Linked DNA regions of Homo sapiens: region 2 is linked to region 1. A link is a contact called in ENCODE Hi-C data. All regions are on one chromosome and are shown on one strand. The core of a region is the stretch at or near the end of the contact, and the rest is flanking DNA. Distances in the headings are between cores, read along the strand shown.

Region 1 (4,967 bases), core at 1,101-3,600:
CTGATTTGTGGGAGAGAAGACAGGTAACACAATTCCTCCACTAGGATGATCAATCAACATTGACTTTTAGTATTAATAGTTGGGACGTAAAACTGCAACTGTTTATAGAAGTACTACAGGTTTGTATGCAAATACATAAAAGTCTACTTTGGGTACTTCCCACTGAAAAATATATGGTGCATTTGTTATTGTATATGTTGCATTATTGTGTATATTCCTGACAAGAGAGAATTTCTGTTTTGACTAGGCATTGGTGAAAACTAGATCCTCTGTTTACAATTTTACATATCTGATAACTGGGAGAACTTCCCACAGACTAGCTTCTAGCTCTATATCTTTCAAATTTCAATCTTCATATCCTGCATATTTCTGGTGCTGATGCCATAGGATACATTTATATTGTGACATGACCATCTTTGGGTCATGACCTGAGTGAAGTCAGCACAATGGGCATCAAGAGTATTACTGAAGGCCAGCTCTTCACCATGATGGTTAACAATAATGTAACTATTACCGGAAATAACTTAGGACCACACAAATATATCTCACTAAACCCAAACTAAATATATGCCTAATTTAACTTCCCACTTAGTGAAGTACCCAAGATGCCCATGGCAACTCTAATACCATCTGAGGCTAGTGGAAGTATAACAGAGGGAAAGCTGTAATGAAAAGAGGCATTGGTCTTAACCAGTTGCAGCTCAAATATCTTATGCTTGCAAATTTTGCAAAAATAAATCATGTGAACACTACGGTAGGTCCCTTTCTGGGCATGGGAAGGGAGCAGTGAAAGTGAGAGGTCTTGGACTTTGAGTTTTATGATTATGACAATAAATCATCCTTGCGTTAGGTCAGAGTATTCCAAGCTTCTTCCTATACTAACCAGATAAATGGACACAGATTGTTTCCACCATCGTGATTATTAAATTGTCAAATCAATGATGGTTGAGCCATCTTGGGCACCACACTTCCTCCAGGCATGCAGTGAGGACTGGTCATCTCCGCTGGCCCCTGTGCATGTCTGTTAGGAACAAACACCTCCTGTGTAGTTAGACTTCGCTGACACAGGCTTCTATTTAAGGAGATGACTGTTATTAATAGAAAGAGTGCTAAAACTACTCTAAACAGAAATGGACATGGTTTCAAGTGGACTTTATCAAAATCATCATGGTATACACCCATCTGAAAGTAAAAAGCAAGTTTCACATGAATGATGGGGTCTCTTAAGTGACCACACTGAATTGACCATACAGGCTTTTCTAAGTAAAATGTCTAATCTCAGAAAAGGCAGTACCAGGTGGTCTGATGTTAAAGAGACTTTTGACCATTTCCCACTCTCTTTGCACTGTTAGTCAACAGTCACTGGTTGGTTTTGGGAAATGGTACTGACACTTCATTTCGTTTCTTTTGTTTCCATTGAGGTGGAATTGATGAGCTTGTTTTGCTGTTGATTTTACTGTAACTAGGAAGGTCCTTAAGTGAGGCAGATAAGATGGCAGCAGAAGCTATCAGAGGAGGAGAAAGGAACCTTAGAGATTGTCTTCATTACATAGTGGAGGGAACTAAAACCCCAAGAGGAAAAGTTACACATCAGTTAGAAGAAGCATTACTCAGGGGTAAGCAAGGCAAGTTTCATCTCTGGAATCTAGTCCACTTTGTTTCTGTACTTTCAATCCAAACTAATGTTTCACCAAAGTCCTACTGGAGAAGATGGTTTGGGTAACTATGGAGTAATTCTGGCACCCTCTCCTCAGCCCCAGCTCCCCAATCCCATGCCCCAAAGTGATTGCACCTGCCTTTACACAGGTAAGGCGATTGTCAAAACTTGTATTTGAAAAATAATAATACCAAATGCTTATGTTCATGTGCGTTCCTTAGCCAGTGCTTCCAATGACTGGAACATGTTCAAAATTGCATGAATACTATTTCATAGAAGAGAATAAGATGTGGAAGATAGCTGTATTTTGGTAAATACCAATTAGTAATATGGCATAATTGGAACTTTATAAGATATAAAAAATAAAAAATATTTATAATTTGTAATAATTTACTAAATTTAAAAAGTAGGTATAGTTGTTTAAAGATAAAATTATTTTGACTTTGAATAATGATTAAATAAGTTCCTCTCTGGCTTACTGCTTTCTTATTCACGTGTCTTGTTTGATCAAACAGGGAGCCATAGATACACAGACACTAAGTAAACTTCCATGAACAACCCCAAAAGACAGGTAGACCATCTTGTTACCTAGAAGGCCAATGGTTTCTTGGCAACCAGCATCATGGAGAATGGGCCAGTGACTCTCTGCCCTCACTCTGTGGTGTTTCATGAAGTCATATATACTCTGAGTCAATCCAGGGTGAGTCATATTCCCCTGGGCAGGCAGTTCCCACATTGCAAAAGGAAGGAAGGAAAGGAAGCAAGAAAAATAATAATAACTCGGTGGTTATTGTGTTAAATAAAGTACATTTCAATATGTTGTACCAGGTGGTAAAATTATAGAAGCCAATCTTTTCTGAAAATGCAAGATGCGGTATGTTGGATCAAGTGATTTAAAAAAAATGTAATTGTTTTCAAACTTGTTTATCTTCTGACCTCTTGGAACTGCCTATTAAAAAGAGGAAGCTAATTCCTCTGGCAAACTTTGTGGAAACTTGACACAGAGTCTTAGGGTGGTATTAAAAATGCAACAGGGCATTTTACTCTCAGAGGAGAGCGGGTGTGGTGGGGGACTACGGCCCACTCACTGCTCCAGGTCAGCAAGCTAAGAATGATTTATTTATGGCAAGCATGCTAGATGCCAGCCGCTTCTGGAGGAGCTGAGTGCTCAAGAATGAAGGCCTCAAACACAGGAGATGAATCTCCCATAACCTCTGATGATTTATGAGAGAGTTATTAATTTGATTCTCATTGTCAGGTGATGGATCAAGATACATTTTGAATTTGAGCTATTGTTCTTTCACTTTCTTTGTCTTCAGTAGGATATAGTTTAGATTGTAACTTTCATTAATTGTGTTATAATCCTACAAGTAGCTGAATATGCATTCTTTTTCATCTTCAGTCACTCTATGGCCCCCAAATCATATAAGAAAAATAGATGACTGTTTAGTTAGAGAAGTAAGTTCCCAGAAGCATTTTCATCCAGGCTCACCCCAAGAAACCTACATTCCTGCCACTGTCAAGCGGGTCTGCTCTCCAGATGTGAAGCAAAAGATCACCAAATCTCCATTTCCATTTTACCTTTGCCCTGAAGGTTTGTAACAATACTGAAAGCAAATAACTCAAATCCACAGTGCAAAATTTCCAAATTTATGTAAATTTCTGGACAGGCCTGGTCTTAAACCAAGTGATGATACAGGTAAAATCTCTTTCCAAAGCCACCATTTCCCTCCACTACTTCTTGTTTTCCCCTTCCTTGTTCTCCCCTCTTTATGTACCCTCTTTGGGTACTACTCTCGGAAAAGAGCCTGTCAAGTGCAGTCATTCCAGGGAATAAATATGATCTGAGGTGGTTATTTTTATCAAGGTATTTTCCTTTTTTATTAGTCAAAAAGCCTCAACTGGAGCAAGGAACCCTTTGTAAAACTTCAAGCCACAACAGATGGCATCTTCCAAGGAAAGAACCTTTGAAGCATTCACAGGTGACTACCACAGAGACCCTCATGGGTGACTACTGTGCTAATGGCTGCTTTTGAATTTGGGCAGCTCCGCAGGTAGATACCAGGCACTATTTTGCTCCCAGCATTGTAGTTGTTTCTTTTCTCCCACAAGCATATGGAAGCAGGCAATGCATCTTATCCAACTTCGCCTACCCCACAACACACAGCAGAGGACATTGCACACAGCAGGCTGACTGGCATCCGATGAATCTGTGAACTGAAGAGTGGGCTGTCCCTCCTTTTAAGAATGCAATGATAAACTCTGCTGCCCTCTGCAAGTTAGATACAGAGAGCTCCTTGCCATACCTCAGTGTAGAGCACCACCTCCCTCCTCATTTTTCACATTGGTGAATGGAGACATAGCACAGTGCATGAGCTGCCCTCAGGAAGTAAATGAAGCACAAGTGAAGGGACATTCCTTTCTTCCCATCTCCACAGTTCAGATTTTGTGTGTGTGTGTTGCCTGAACTGTACTCTGAAGTGGCTCCTAAACTTAGCTTCTTCTAACTGCTACAATTACCCTCTGACTTTGAAACAACTTTCTCCACCTCAATATAAAAAGTGAACCTAGTACATTAGGAGTTTGCCTTATGTGATTTGGCAGCACAAAAGTTCCAAAATAAGTTGACCTGTTATACTTCCACCACCTCCAGCCTTTCTCTATCTCACCACCAGCCCTATCATTTTTCCTGTACTTTGCAGGTATTTGAGAACATGGTGCATAAGCAAATGAAGACATTAACCTGGTTTCACAATCTAGTTCCCTTCTGTGTAATTATAGGCCAGCTTCTTAAAACTTCTAATCCTCACTTTTCTCATCTATAAAATAAGAAAATACAATACATGCTTTATAAGGCTATAGCAAAGAGTAGATGAACCAATGTATACAAAGTACCTAGCACAGTACATGGTACACAGAGGGTGCTCAATAACTGTACATCATTATCAGCACCGTTAATAGTCTCATCATCACTGTTGCATCTAGTAACTGCAACCAACTCTGTTGGTGCTAATGACGCAAAGTCATTAGGAGTGATTTATGGGTGGGCTATGTAGAATCAGAAGGTAAAAATCCCTGCAAATTACACACTTCTGAAATATATCTCTGTTTTTCAGTCAGCAACCTTGCTCCTTGGAAACAAAATCACATAAGCAAGAGAGAACGTGCACCCAGAAGCATGTGCCTTGGCCCTCCCACTTGGTGGACATTGTGTTTTACCTGTTGAGGGAGGCATGTAGTAGAGCACAGAAGGTCTGAGTGTCTGAGGTCTGGATTCTAGCTTTGTCTCTATTGCCAATGGTTAGCAGGG
Region 2 (4,967 bases), core at 1,533-4,032, 740 kb before region 1:
GCCTCAAAAGAATATCAGGAGCTTTGGTAAAGTTACAGTAATTAGAGTGTAATAGTTCCAAAAATAAAGATAAAATGAATCTATAGACTGGAATAGGTAATATCCAAATAGATGCAAGCATATGCAGGGCTTTTATGTATAAGAGGAACCAAAAAGGCAAGAGGGAAACTTGGGTCTCTTTCATAATAATGTGGGAATAATTGCATTTCCATATGAGGAAATACATTAAATGTACACCTGATACCATTGACAAAAATAAATTCTAGATAGATTAAAAATTTAAATATGAAAATATAAACTTCAAAAAAGAAAATATAGGAACATATTTTTAACCTTTAGGTCAAGAAAGATTGCTTAAACATGAAAAAAACATAGAAATTACAGAGGAAAAGAATAATACATTTGACTGTATCAAAATTTAAACTTCTTTATGACAAAAACATAACATGATTAAAAGACAAGCCACAGGTGAGAGATGATATGTATACTGCATATAATTGAATAAGAATAAGTATTCAGGATATGTAAAGAATTTCTACAAATCAATAAAAAGAACAGGAGATTATCTAAGGAAAAAATGAACAAAAAATATGAGTAGCAAATTCACAAAAGACCCAGATGGCCAATAAATATGTAAAAAGATTTTTAGCCTCGTAAGTAATCAGAAAAATTATAGGTTCAAATAGCAGTAAAATACCACCTCAAGCTAAGATTGGCATAAATTAAGAAGACTGACAATATCAAGTGTCAACAAGAAGGTAAGAAAATAGGAAATCTAGTAGGACATCAATTTGATGCTATCTAATGAAGTTGAAATGTGCACAGTTCATAAGATAGAAACTTCACTTCTAGGTCTATATGCTAAAGGAACTCACACATATGTGCACAAAATTCCACATAGCATATTCATTGAAGTTTTTTTGTTATGGTAAAGAATGGGGAAAATGTGTTTATACTAAAAGAAAAGATAAATTATGGAATATATTCAGCCATGCACAGGTAAATGTTTAATAATCGGCTCTTTTAAAAAAAGTAAAAACAAACAAGCAAACAAACAAAACCAAGCCTTTATTTGTAGTGTTTGTTGATTGCCATGGTCAATTTCAAGCTACCAACACCATGTCACTGAATGCAGTGTTGGGAAGAGATGTACACAGTGGGCTCCATCTGCGCCAGCACAATACTAAATATATGCACACACCCACCTATTCTTGCCTGCACCAGATATAAGAATCTTTGGCATTAGAGCAATCTTCAAGGTCTAGAGCCTGCATCTCTCTACCTCAGACTTACTACTGGGCAGGTGGGCTAGTCCTGCTGTCAAAAAAGCATTTCCTGTCACAAAAGACTTTTAGAAGGTGAACAGTAGAGCTTCTTGAGCTGTAAAATAGGAGGCATGTCAACTGGGGGCCTGCTTCTGATGGGCAGAAGCGTTCTATGGCTGATTTTTGTTTTACCTAAGCCACTGATGGTGAGGTGATAAAAGGCCATCTTCCACCGTCTCTAACCATTACAAACCACTAATATTATTTTTTAAACGAAACAAAACAAAACAAAAAGCCAAATTTGCCCAACAGCCGCAATGACTTAAGTGAGCAACTACAATCTAGACCATTTAAAAATTGGGCAATAATCAAATTTTAAAACTGGCCAACATCGTAAGAATAATTGGCTTTAAGTATCAGTGTGGAAAACATATGAGACTTTTATTTCTTAAATGTGTTGTTTAATTTTTCTCAAATTCTGAAGCAATTATGGTAAAACTGAATATTTGGTAAAACTGAATATTTGTTAATCTTGGAAACCAGGAAGTAGGAGTTTGTTATTTTATTTTCTAAAGAAAAAGGCAGTGCTGTTGCTTTGGTACACCTCTCTACTAAATCTCAGGTATCAGGATTTCAAACAGGGAATAGTGAGGCTGTTTAATTCTCTCCACCTTCTCTTGCTTCCAGCCAGATGTGTTTTTATCTTTCCCTGCCTTCTTAAACTTATCTGAATGATATACTACAACAATGGCTTTGGAATCAGATAAGCAGGAACTCCACCTCTACCATTGACTAGCTACAGTAATTTTAGTACCTGCTTTTTATGTGTAGAATGGATAGTGGTGCCTACTTCATGGGGCCAATGTAAAGATTCAATGAGATAACATATGTAAACCACAGCTACTAGAAACATAGGAAGCACTCAATAAACTGCTCCTTCTACCTGCTAGTTAGCAACTGCCTCCTAGCAAAACATGGGCACTAAAAACACAGCTCAGCCCACTCCTTGCTCAGTAGAATCTCCAGTGATGAGAACATAGGTCTTCAGCAGACACAACTTGCCCCCAATTATTTTATTGTCACAATCTTAATGGCAGATGTTAATTAGTTACCAGCTATTTGCAATCCTAGTCACTTCTTCATTGTGTCAGGGTATCAAATGAGTAAGGCTGGGGCCTTAAGTCCTTCATTTGAAGGGTTTATGGCTTTTCAGTTTAAAGAAGATTATGCACTCTGTGGTCAAGGTCCATGCTTTATTTCCTGTATTTGCCCCAGTGTTTGGAAACATAGTAGGTAATTAGTTCTCATTTTAACTGAAAAAAGTAAATAGAAATTTCTCTGAAGGTATCGGATGGGGTGACTTGCTTTGATCTCAGGAAGGGCATTTCATAAACTGACCAGTTGAGAAAGTGGTCTGAAGCTTAGAGGAAGAAAGCCATTGACAGGTAGAAAATGGAAAAACCCGCCCCCAGCTATTTCCACACACTCTCCAGCTTCATAAAAGCTCAGGCAAGGAGTTGGGCTAAGAGACTTGCAAAGTCCTCTCACCCCAAACCCTTCTCAAGGATGTTCTCTGCCCTCTTTCTACTCTATTGCAAGATGCTGATTCCTTCTGCTTCACTCACAGAGTTCTGCCTTCAACCAGCTGTCAGCTAACCTGAAACACAACAGTCCTTGTTCCTCCCAGGGCAATCAACATATTAACAGGGGCCCAAAGGTGTATAGAGCAAGAGTCGGCAAACTGTCTGTAAAGGGCAAAGAGATATATGTCAAGCATTGTGGGCCATATGAGCCCTGTTGTAGCTATGTAACTCTCCTGTTGTATGTAGCATAAAGTAGCTGTAGACAATAATGTAAAGGTGTGAACATGGCTGTGTTCCAATAAAACTTTATTCACAAAAACAAAGCAAAGGGTCATAGTTTGCTGACCCCTGGGTTTTAGAGAATAACCCTCAAGGTGGTGGAAATTGAGACGGTGATAATAATTATAACAGAAGCAGTAGCAGCAACCAACATGTACATAGTACTTACTGTGGGCCAGGCAGTATTCCAAGTATCTAAGGGTAATTATCCATTCAATCCTCACAACAATCCTACGAAGAAGCAACTATTATTATCTCCATTTTATATATTAAGAAACTGAGATGAAGAAAAATTAAGGAACCTTCTCAAGGTCATGCAGATCCTGAACAATGCTCCTAAATTCCACCTGAGAGGCAGTTCTTTACACCTATGTCTGGCCTTTGACAGCCCAGGAGTGAGGCCTCCACCATTATGCTGTAGCATGCAGACCCCTGGTTTCACAGGGTTCCATCTCTAACAGTTTACTAAGAAGAATTAACCCTGAGGGAAACAGTTCCCAAGCTATAGATTCCTTCAAAATCCTCTGGATGGTTTGTTGAGGTACAAATTTCTTGGCTTGGAATTTGGAAATCCTGACTCACGTCAAATGGTGAGTTCCAGAGATCTGCATTTTTAATAAGCACCCTTGTGACTCTGATGCAGGTAGTCTGTGGAACACACTTTGATGAACAGGACACTGTGGAATTTGCATCAGTCAGATGCTTCCACTCTCACTGTGGTTATCGAATAGCTTTCCTCTGATTCCCTTTGTATAAGAAAATCAAAAGATCATAGAACCTTCAGTTTCCTAATAGGGAATACATCAGATGTTAAGAATTCGAGAGATCATCAACACAGAAGTCCATTTCAGAAGGCCTCCAGGAAACAGCCCCTCTGCAGTGTGGTTTGAGGACCTGCATTTTTAACAAGCTTGGGGGTTATTTCTATATGGAAAATGTGAGACCTGCTGACCTGGGCAGGCAACTGTGTTTTGGAGTGTGTACAGACACCAATCCCAATTGGTGAGGCAAGGGGTACTTCTTACTCAGCTGGGCACTGAGGACCCTAATAAGCCACTCTTTAGGGCCAGGTGGGCATTCAATGGATTTGGTTCCAGCCTTTTCTCTTTTATAGAACCCAAAGAACACATTGTTATCTTTCTCTTATGACACAAGGAAGAATCAGACAAGCAGCTTACTTTATGTTTTCCCAATTCTCTTTCTACTTATCGAACCCTCATAAAGTATTTAAACTGAAGCCAACTCAGCTATGAGCTACAAGATTGTCCCCTGATTTCAGGAAAAGTCTCCAACCTCTGCTAATTAGAGGGATTATCGCTGCTCACGCGGCCTAGTTGGACTGTGACATCTGGGAGAGAATACTTAACACATGGAAATTGTTGAGTGAAGGGAAGACACAATTGAGCTGGACTTTTCTCTGAAAGGAAATGTGATTCCTATGAAGAAGTTTTTCTACTGCTTCTGAAATAAGGGTACAAGGAAACAGGCTTAAATTGCAAAAGGGACACTTGATCGTTAGCTGTGAAGACCTTCCAGGGCATCTGAGGATTCTTGGATCCTAAAGTATTTTAAGAAGGGAGACAATGTTAGTCATAGAAAATAGTGCCATGGCTGCAGGCTGGGTGTGAGGCAGCCACAGACAGATACAATTCTTCAGATAGGGGTGGTATTGGAGAAAGAATGGGTAGGGCTTGGTTTGGGGATTTTTTGTTTGTCCTAGAAAAGTCATTCAGTTTTGAGGTCTTTTAATGGAAGCAAGATGATAGTAAGTTACACATGGAACTTGATCCAGACAACAGGAGGTTTAGCCATTTAAGAAAATAAATAGTATCTGTAATCC

The links. A loop is a pair of places that touch in the nucleus more often than their neighbours do. Pooled maps may share reads with other maps.
Region 2: a map with no recorded cell type shows a loop between it and region 1 (2.6-fold over the local background). The contact joins two enhancer-like sites. A Hi-C loop is called at or near these places in 1 of 168 maps with a recorded cell type or tissue (endothelial cell of umbilical vein), 3 of 37 single-sample maps with no recorded cell type and 6 of 50 pooled maps.

Annotation. Positions count from the first base shown.
Region 1 is chr6:46,042,819-46,047,785 of GRCh38, reverse strand. It overlaps a transcript of CLIC5 not described here. Among named protein-coding and RNA genes, the nearest start is that of CLIC5, 29 kb to the right of the region's middle. Within about 2 kb of position 2,350, at least 5 of the 41 ENCODE cell types and tissues checked have a DNase peak (open chromatin) inside an H3K27ac peak, as active enhancers do.
Region 2 is chr6:46,787,811-46,792,777 of GRCh38, reverse strand. No RefSeq gene overlaps it. Among named protein-coding and RNA genes, the nearest start is that of MEP1A, 3.1 kb to the left of the region's middle. Within about 2 kb of position 2,782, at least 2 of the 41 ENCODE cell types and tissues checked have a DNase peak (open chromatin) inside an H3K27ac peak, as active enhancers do.